2 separate regions of the Homo sapiens genome follow, and region 2 is linked to region 1. The links are chromatin loops, found by intact Hi-C in ENCODE. Cell type or tissue: prostate gland. All regions are shown on one strand. Links, peaks and the distances in the headings refer to the core of each region. The heading gives the core; the rest is flanking DNA.

Region 1 (5,384 bases), core at 139-5,138:
AGTAAACTAATTTCTGCTTCTCCGAATTCTTTAAACTAATGAACAGAAAGTCAATTTTACAGGTGAGAATTGAGTTTATTGTTTATTTGGCAAAATTGGGCTGTTATACATACCTTCTAAAATGTAAGAGATGTGTGTATGACTTTAATCTCTAGGAGTTTATATCAATTCATAGAAGATATGCTTTGCTAAAACCAATGAATATTATTTTCTTTATGCCTGTAAAGCTTCACTTAATATTTCTTTTATAAATTCACTGGCAATGAATTCTCTTAGCTTTTCATTATCTGATATTCTCTTTGGGTAAATGATTCTAGCTTGAAAGTTTATTCTGTCAGTACTCTAAAGATACTGTTCCAGCCTCTTCCAGCTTACATGATTTCTGGTTAGAAGTTTGCTGTCATTTTTATCTTTGTTCTTTGTACATAATGTTCTATAATTTGTCTTGGCATTATTTTCTGAATTTATGTTTTGCTTGGGGTTTGTGGAGATTCTGTGAGTTTACAGTTTTCATCAAATTCGGAAAAAATTTGATCATCGTATCATCAAATATCCCCGTATTTTTTCTAACATGTGTAATATAAGCCCCAGTTACACACATGCTAGAATCCCTAATATTGCTCACAGTCACTGATGCTGTGTGTATTTCTTAGTCTTTTTTCTCTCTGTGCTTCATGCATAGTTTTTCTTCTGGTTATAGATAATATTTTCCTGCTTCTTTGCATGCTAATAATTTATGATTGGGGCCGGGCGCGGTGGCTCACACCTGTAATCCCAGCACTTTGGGAGGCTGAGGCGGGTGGATCACAAGGTCAGGAAATCAAGACCATCCTGGCTAACACGGTGAAACCCCGTCTCTACTAAAAAATACAAAAAATTAGCTGGGCGTGGTGGTGGGTGCCGGTAGACCCAGCTACTTGGGAGGCTGAGGCAGGAGAATGGCATGAACTCGGGAGGCGGAGCTTGCAGTGAGCTGAGATCGTGCTACTGCACTCCAGCCTGGGCGACACAGCGAGACTCCATCTCAAAAAAAAAAAAAAAAAAAAAAAATTGATGATTGGATATTGAACATTTTTGAAGATCTGATTTTGCTGTATTCCTTTAAATAGTGTTACATTTTCTTCTGGCACATGGTAACTTAGAATCAATTGGATTCTTTCAAATCTTTCTTATAATCTTTGTTAGGGCAGGTCCAGAGCTGTATTCAGTCTAGGATAATTTAGCCCTCCAACTAAGGTGGAATACTTTTGAAGACTCTATCCAGTGCCCATGTCGTGCAGAACCTTTCCACTCAGGCTTGTGCAACACAAACCATTCTCAGCCCTGTGTGAGCTCTTGGAATTGTTAGGCCTTCTCATTTCCAGTGGTTCCTTTGCTGGCCTTGGGTAGTTTCCTTTCACACACATAGAGTAGTACTCAGCCAAATACTTGAGCATACTCCTCTGTAGCTTGCTTGTTCTCTTTCAGAAGCTCCCTCTTTTTTGGTAATTTGTCTTAAAAATTCTTCTTGCCTTGGACAATACCTGCTTTGCAACACAGCAAGACTTTTGGGGTCTGTTTGAGTTTCCCCTTTTTGTACTGCAGCCTAGAAACTGCCTCCAGTGAGTAAACTGGTGCAACTGTAGGGCTCCCTTTTTAGGGTTTTTTTTTTTTCTCTCAGAGAGCAAGGCCCTGCTGCCTGTTCTCCAATATGTAAAATTGTTTCATTTATTTTGTCCATTTTTTCCTAATTGTTTAAGGTGAGTGGGTAAATATGGTTTCTGTTACTCCATCTTGGCTGGTAGTGGACTTTTTATGATGAAATCAAAATAAATATAGAATTGTACTTTTAAGAACCTTTGTTGTGAGAATTTGAGTAGCAGAAATACTTAGAAAAGAGAAGATAAAATCAATTAACATGTTGAATGCTTCCTCTCAGATAACCTGAATGCAATAGATTATTGCACAATAAAATATTTTTCAGTAGTGCCAAGTGTCCATGTTCTTGCTTCTCCTCATGTTCCCATCTGTGGTTCCAGAGCACAGTATTCACAAAAATTGTATATGGTGGCCAAGGAATATTTTGTAGTATCAATTCATATTACTTAAAAAAACTTGTATATATGTAGGCCTGTTGTAACATGAGCAAAGTGCAATATGAATTCTTCACATTGTCAACTAAATGGAAACAGAATGCTAGAACATTGTACCAGTTTGGGTTTTCCAGAATGCACATGGCAAGACAGAGTCAGAACTGCAAGAGATTTCTTTGGGAAATGCTCATGAAAGATAAAGGGAGGAGGGAAGAGGAGTGGGCATGAGAAGCCTTCAGACCACAAGTGTCTGACACTTGTGAATGGAGAGAGGGAAGGAGGGGAATTGGGGTAGAGGACCCTCAGACTGCAACACATCTCTGAAAAAGTGTTGGCCAGCCCAGCAGGGAGCTCAGGCACAAAGACTGCCAGTAGAAGAGTCCTGTATTGAGCAGAAATGGCTCAGTTCTCTTACCTCTGCCTTGCAGCCTCCAATAGCTCCCTGGGAAGAGTTCAAGCCTCAGCTTGAACACACAGGTAAATCCTAAGGTCTCTGTAGCTCAAGACTGTAGATAGCTGCACACTTCATGGCCATTTTTCTCTTTGAAGGGGGCTCTGAGGGGCCCACCTTCATGGCTTGTAAAAATTGTGAGTAATTTTACTTTTATAAATATATTTAATGAGGTTTCATAATATTTTCAAAAAACTAAATTAAAACATCAAGTTGATTTACATAAGTTTGATTTAAAATTTGGGTAATCATGCTACAACATAGATGAACCTTGAGAACATTATGCTAAATGAAATAAGCCAGTCACAAAAAGACAAATACTGCGTGATTCCACTGATATGAGGCATCTAAAGCAGGCAGACTGTTAGAAATAGGAAGTAGAATGGTGGTTGCCAGGGGCTGGAAGGAGGGGGAAAAGGGTAGTTTTTGTTCAATGGATATAGAGTTTTGGTTTTGCAAGATGAAGAAGTTCCAGGGAGCTGTTGGACAAGATGCATACAGTTAACACTACTGTATAGTACACTTCAAAATGGTTAAGATGGTAAATTTCACATTATGTTTTTACCACAATAAACATTTTTTGTAATCATTCATTATAATTAGTATTTTCCTTTGAATTTTAATAAAATATTTTGAAACAAGAATAAAGAATAATTTTTACTCTGGCCCTAAGCCCCACAAATATTAAGGCCTGTGGAGCTTCTGTTTCTCACAGACCTGGACCACCCGCCCAAATTATAGCAACCTGACCCCAACAGCCTGCTTTTTATGTCCATCTTCTCTCAGAAATCTGATTTTAATAGGCTTGATTCAAAATTACAACTTGTAGGTCAAGCATGGTGGCTCATGCCTGTAATCCCAGCACTTTGGGAGGCTGAGGCAGGTGGATCACTTGAGCTAAGGAGTTCAAGACCAGGCTGGGAAACAGGGAGAAGCTGTCTCTACAAAAAATTACAAAAATTAGTTGGGCATGGTGGTGCACACTTATAGTCCCAGCTACTCCAGAGGCTGAGGAGGGAGGATTGCTTGAGCCCAGGGGGTCGAGGCTGTAGTGAGCCGTGTTCATGCCACTGCACTCCAGGTTGGGTGACAGAGCAAGACCCTGTCTCAAAAAAAAAAAAAAAAGGCAAGCCTATAATTTTTATCCAGATTGATTGAAACAGTGTTAGGACCCTGGCCCCTGCCCCATGCTGGGTGAAATGAGCAGAGAAAGGTGTCGGGGGAAGGAATGAAGTCTCAGGTGGGCAGGGGGAGGAGAATGGGATAGTACTTGGTGTGAATGTTGCCAATAATGAAGCCAGCAATGAAGGAAGAGTGGGTGTAATAAGGCAGGAAAGTACATCGTACTTAGAGGAAACTGAACGGTAAACTGTAATCAGTCCATAACTGACACATTTAAATTTTTCAATGGTCAAAAAGAGGAAAATCACACAACTGACCTGCTCTTAAGACACAGTTTTAGCTATTACTTGAAGAAGATGTCCAACAGGATAGTGCACATTCAGAAATATTAACTGCAAAACTTGAACTCACCCTCAAGATTTTCATTAACTTAGACCCACCTGGCTCTGTGACACTGTTTTCAGAAGGTTAAATGCTTGGCAGTGGGGTAGGCATTTGGGGAAATTTTAGAATTGCACATATCTGAGCAAACTGATTGTGTCCAGAAAGTACTCTTACTGGGAATACAGTGCTAATGAATACAAAATAACAGTCCCTGCTGGGTAGCCTCCAGATGGCAAAACTTACAAGCTGTTTGGCTTTGGAATAGTCATGTAACCTCTCCGTGCCTTTGGTTCCTCATCCATAGCAAGGAGGGATACATAGTTCCTACCTCGTTAAACTACTGTGATGATTCAATGCAATTATGCATGTAAATAAAACACTAGAACAGGTCCTGGCACATACCAATAATTCAATAAATATTATTAATAATTATTGTTTCCTTATGTGGATTTTCTCTTCTTCAGGGCTTGATTATATTTCTAAGCTTAGCAGGCTGCCTTGCGAAATGCACTTACTATGGGAGTCTTGAGTGGATGAGTCTAAACATATCACCACTACTGGTGAAAAGTAAATCAGCTCAAAAATCCTCTAATAATGGTGGTGGATCACCCCTGCACCAAAAGACAGAATACTAGTTAGGGTGGATATTCCATTTTAAATCACTGCTGTATATCTACCAAGCAGGTTTTGAAATGATTCTTCTAAAGGGCATAAAAGGAGTTTATTTTTCATGCCTATTCTTGAAATGTTACAGATGCTATGAAAAATAAGAACAAGAAGTGGGAGGCAAAGTTCTTAGATGAATGTGAGATTTAAGATGTTACTTGACAAAAACATTGCCCAAGAGTTTTTGGTCTTATTTTCCTACATTTCATAATTGTGCCCCACAGGTCTCAATTGTGACATCCTGAAGATGGCTGAATGGCTAATGAGAAAAAGCTAATGGTTCTGTCTGGGACTCCAGTGGCCTTGCTTTGGTACTGTTGACCATTCTCCCTGCAAAGGCGAAGAAGCCCTGGGACCAGAAACCCCCATATTTTTGTAGAATTCCAAGGGTGATGTCAACTGAAATATGGGAATTCAGGACCTTAAAAAAAAAATCTTGAAATGATTAAGTTGAACTCTATTTGATCTGTTTAGATTTACCAAGATTCACTCCTCTGGCTCTGACCAACCTTACTATGTATTGGAAGCCACAATCCCTCCCTTTCACTCCCATATGCCAATTCTGAACATTTTTCTTCCTTGAAAGGCAGACCTAGGAGAACAAGGCCCTAGGACATGCAATTCTATTTCTTGCCTGCTTCTTATCTCACCTTTGAGTTCTAATTTAATGTCTGAGGAATCATGTACTT
Region 2 (5,384 bases), core at 198-5,197, 560 kb before region 1:
TTTAACTATGCCCAGCATTTGCTATGACTTTGTTTGCTTGCCATTATAACTTTCAAACTATGTAAGTTATATTGCCAGGAAGCAATTAAAATGTCACCATCAAAACCACAGTGAAGGAGACATCCTTCCTCTTCCACGTTGAAAGTGTAGCCATACTTCTCCCCTATTCCTCCTGCTAAGTACAACTAAAAACCTGAACATCAAATATAAAACAAACAGAAAAAGACTCTGACAGGAGGGGAGAGAGGGCAGACTGGCCAAGAACCTCCTTGGGACCTGAGCAAGGGCACGGTGTAGATTTCTTTGGATTTTCTTTTTTGCCTCGTATATTTCAAAGATGGGGCTGAAGAGGCCAGCAACTGTGAAAGACCAATAGTTGGTAGACAAAAGAAAAAGTCCCAAAAAACCTTATTTCTCCAGCCAAAGGACTAGGAAAGGGCAGCCCTGCAGGGCAATGCTTTTAGCCGCAGTTGCTCTATTCTAGCTGAACACCACAGAAAACTTTGTCCTCAGTCACCTGTTCACTGCAAAGGCTGAGTGAGGAGCCTAGACTTCCACCCTCATGAGGATGTAGTGAGGTGTCCCAACATCTCTCCTAGAGTGGAGCCAGAGAAGGTCAAACAGGGAGCAGGTACTTTCATACCCACGAGTCAGTGTTGGTGAAAACAATGGGAGGAGCCTGGGCTTCCACCCACAACTGGCAGTAACAAGTCACATTTTTTCCCTCCCCACTGGGGTGGTGTCAAAGAGGCCTAGTAGAGAGTCAGGACGGTCACCATGGCCCAGCAGTAACAAAGCCACTCCCACCACACTGGCAGTAGAGACCACATGCAGAGCCAGAACTTCCACCTCACCCAGCAGTAACAAGAAGCCCTCTTGCCTCAGCTGTCAAAGGAAACCAAGTGGCGAACCTGGATTTCTATCACTGTCTCACCATAACATGTAGGCACTGTTCCCCTGATGAGTGGTATCACACAAAGCCAGCTAAAACAGAAGGTTTATGTAAGATCCAGAGCTTTATAATATAGAAATGTCTTGGTCATAAGAGAAAATAACACATCCTATCAAGAACTAAGAAAACCTCAAATTGAATGAAAAAGACAATCAATAGATGTCCACACTGCAACGTCAGATTGTTAGAATTATCTGACACATACAAAATGGTTAAGGGACTTACATGTAAAATATAAAACTATACTACTTTTAGGAAAGAAACTAGGAGATAACATTTAAGATACAGGGCTAGGCAAAAAGAGTCAAAAGCTTGAACTATAAAAGGAAATTAATAAACTGGACTTAAATGAAATTAAAAATTTTTGCTCTGCAAAGCTTGTTAAGAGGATGAAAAAACAAGCTACAGAGTAGGAGAAGATACCTGCAAACCACATATTATAAAAAGAAATAAAAACTCAACAGTGAAAAAACAATCCAGTGTAAAAAATGGCAAAAAGACATGAAAAGACATTTCACTGAAGAGGATATATAGATGGCAAATAAGTATGTGAAAAGTTGCTCAGCATCATTAGTCATTAGGGACATGCAAATTAAAACTACAATAAGATATCACTACATAGCTATCAGAATGCTCTCCACTCCAAAAAAACGGGTAACACCAAATGATGATGAGAGTATTGAGAAAGTGGACGATTCATAACTTGTATATATAGTAGAGCTACTATTTTCCATAGTGGCTATACCATTTTATATTCCTGTATATATATAAATAGATACACATATATAAACTGCCAGATGTATTATTTCTTAATATTATTTTCTTAATGTTTTACATGAATATAAAATACAGATATAATATTAGACTCAAAATGCTTCAGTCACGTTGCAGGTGGCTTGATGTTATAATCTGGAAAATCTGGCCTTAGGAGAGTAACCCATCAGCATTTCAAAATCATATGAGGTTACCTTAATTTTACAAGGAAACCAAGATATAAAACATGTTTGTTAAAGGAACTTGGAATAAGCAGTTTTTAATTGCAGAAAGCCAGCTTCAAAGCACTTTAAAATTTGCCAATTCCAGGCTAGGCATGGTGGTTCACACCTGTAATCCCAATACTTTGGGAGGCCAAGGCAAGTGGATCATCTGAGGTCAGGAGCTCGAGATCAGCCTGACCAACATGGTGAAACTCTGTCTGTATTAAAAATACAAAAATTAGCCGGGTGTGGTGGCGGGCATCTGTAATCCCAGCTACTCAAGAGGCTGAGGCACGGAGAATTACTTGAACCCGGGAGATGGAGGTTGTAGTAAGCCAAGATCACACACTCGCACTCCAACCTGGGAGACAGAGCGAGACTCCGTCTCAAAAAAAGAAAAAAAACTTTGCCAATTCCAACCTTCTCATTTCCTAGCTAAGAAAACTGAGGCCTAGAAAAGTTACGATTCTGACTAGTCAGAGTGAAAAATTTGGAATGAAAACTCAGGGCCCTGACTCCTATTACTCTGTTTCACTCTTCTCGTTTCCTCAAGCAATTTGATGGATGATAAGAGAATAAAAAGTCATCAAGTTGACTTGGAATATAAAATCTTGGGTTAATTTAAACCGGGCATGGTATGACTAATATCAAAGCTGGCTTTCTGCAATTAAAAACTGCTTATTCCAAGTTCCTTTAACAAACATGTTTTATATCTTGGTTTCCTTGTAAAATTAAGGTAACCTCATATGATTTTGAAATGCTGATGGGTTACTCTCCTAAGGCCACATTTTCCAGATTATAACATCAAGCCACCTGCAACGTGACTGAAGCATAACCAGGCCCTGTTCCACGTGCCATCTGCTCTATGATCTTACAGTGACATCCTGGAACTGGAACCGCATTGCTGAGCTGGATGGCTGAGGTCGGCTGGTGATCTCCAATATGGTCCTCAGCAGAATATCCAGCAAGCTGGCCACTATCACATCTATTTCCTCCAGCACAGATTTTTCCTTAAGAGAAAAAAAATAATATGTTCAGGAAACTGGGGTTTAACATGCATTTCAATCTAACAGAAAAGGGGAAATCAAAGAGTCAGAGAACTTGAGGCATGGATTTCACCTAAGTGAATGATCTCCTTTTACAGTAAACAAAGGCACAGAGAAGTTAATGGCTTACCCAAGAGTACACAACTCAGTGGTGCAATGGATACCTGAGATACAAGTAAAAAGGTGGGTGATATCATGAAGGCACACCAGACTAACTCAGAACACCAGCGAGGCTCCCAACAGGGTGTGTGACCTCAGGCAAGTCAGTCTGCCTCTCTGAGCCTGAATCTTCACTGAGAGTCCATCCTTGTTCTTGGTCTATGATTCCTTGGTTCCAGACTGTGCTTATATTTACTTTTCTCAATATTAGAGTTACATCAGTCATTTTCCGAAACTTTAAGTACAAATGACTATTCCTATAAAAAATGATTTTTAAAAATCTTTGCATGTAAATATTAGGAAATGGTGTTTGGCCCAGACAAATACCCTTAGCTACAGAGTGGATCTAAGGTCAGTGGCCATGTGGAAACTGCTTTCCTGATGCAAAGTTAATAGTATCCACGCCCCAGGACTTGCAAGAGAAACCCAAATTGCTCTGCACTGACTGTATGTGGAGTTGGGTTCTTATTACACCTGCACAAAACAAAACTCTATGTACAAATGCTTCTAACCAAGGAGATCACTCTTTGTAAAAAATACTTTTAGAAAGTACGAGTTTGAAAGAGCTTTTTGGCTAGGATTTTATGATAAATTTTCTTACACTTGCAAGAAAACTACCAAGATTTTCCCTCCAGTGACTTGGTTTCTGCTCTGAATGTCTTACAGAGCAGAAGTTGTGGAGGTGATTTCTTTTTATTTCTCTTCTGCTGTTTTTGGTTCTGTGCAGTGAACTATCTAACTTACATTTTACTCTCAGCAATTATAATTTGGAAAACGATTCTAACTAGGCATAGCATAGTTATTCTTTATATAATTTTATAGAGGCGGGTTTAAAACTGAATTCATGCCTTCTGTCACCACTGTTCTATTCAGTTCCAGATCACCTTTGGGGCCTGGATCATGGGGGTGGGAAAAAGTCAACTGCTTTGTTCCATGCAGGTTCCTCTTATTACACTTCCAGAGGCAGAATTTCTAGCTTTTTTCTCTCAACTGCCAACTCTGTTCCCACGCTACTGGGGCTCTATCTCCAACAACTCCACTGAGGTCCCATCCCACCTCACTGATCTTCAGAAGCTGATCGTAAGTGACAAATTGGGGAAACTGTAGCATAAAGGTAATAGGGAAGCAGAGGAACAGGATTCTTGGCACTCATTGCCAAACTCCGCTCCATAAAACCTGTTACCGATGAGCAAAATGGTTAACAGTTGCATATTGGCAGAAGTGGAACAGGATATTCTCCATATGTGGATTTCACACCAGACCCCTGAGCCATGAACACAAATACTCTGAGTTGTCCCATTTATAAGCAAGCATGTGATTCTTCTCATTTTGCAGTGCATTCTCTAATGCAATTGCATTGCATCAAGAGTCAGGCACGTTGATAGGAATCCCCAAATCCATAACAATTTGGAGATCACTGGTGGGGCCAAGTAATGGTTATACTGTAAGATACCCCTAATCTCCTGGGGCTGTCCTTTGCTTCTGCAATTTCCAGGGGACCCGGCCCAAGGACCACAGCCAAGTTCTGAGTATCATGAAGTAGCCTTTCACAGAATGGATCAAAAACGACTTCATGTTGCAAGCAGTAATTTATTCTTGCCACAGAGCAGTCATCATATCAAGATTAAAGACACACGTGGGAGGCTTTGAGATTTCTCATTTTTCTCACTCAGTATGCAGTTCTTCCTTGAAATACAAGTTTGGGGAACCCAGGTTATTTGGGGTTACAGAATCCCACAAGGTTAAAAAAATTCCTTCCAAAGAGAAGCAAAAAGTCCAGCCCAGCTGGAAATAAAAGTGGGTCTCAGAGGCTTCCTCTTTAGTGCGGTTTCTTTGTAGACTATTACAAGTTTATTTCCAGAAGCCATTTGAAGGGAGCTATATACTATGACCTGTATTTACTTACTGAGCTATTTTTCTTGATAAGACAAAATACGTTGCTAAGGATACGTGCACACATGATCAGGTCCTTCTGTTCTTGCAAGTGAATGTGGAGGTGATGTAACACGACAGGCAGAAGAATGTATCGGGAATCTGAAGAGAGAAGAGTCATTAGTGTCACATCTGTTGGAGTCCCACGCAATACCTAGGGCAAATCCTTATCTACTTTTAATTCAATTTTGGTTGCTAAATTATTAACACATGTAGTTACAAAGGTATTAGTTCTACAAGGTTTATATTGAAAAACAGCAGTTCCTTTCCCTAATGCACAATTCCTACCTCAGGAGGCCTTTGACACTTTTAGGTGAA

What was found. Hi-C counts contacts between places; a loop is a spot of excess contacts. Peaks named below come from ENCODE experiments on the same cell type or tissue, not always from the same donor. Only the 100,000 strongest peaks of a DNase experiment are listed, where the experiment ranks them.
Region 2: it touches region 1 in a loop (2.4-fold over the local background); 16 of 110 quality-filtered maps call a loop at or near these places.

The regions. Positions count from the first base shown.
Region 1 is chr7:112,402,576-112,407,959 of GRCh38, forward strand. No RefSeq gene overlaps it. Among named protein-coding and RNA genes, the nearest start is that of IFRD1, 45 kb to the right of the region's middle. In prostate gland, for the core only: no CTCF peak of the experiment used is centred there; no DNase peak of the experiment used is centred there.
Region 2 is chr7:111,841,959-111,847,342 of GRCh38, forward strand. It overlaps DOCK4 (dedicator of cytokinesis 4), which reads right to left. Exons shown (of 53, transcript NM_001363540.2): 24 at 5,041-5,168; 25 at 2,805-2,939. Among named protein-coding and RNA genes, the nearest start is that of DOCK4-AS1, 36 kb to the left of the region's middle. In prostate gland, for the core only: no CTCF peak of the experiment used is centred there; no DNase peak of the experiment used is centred there.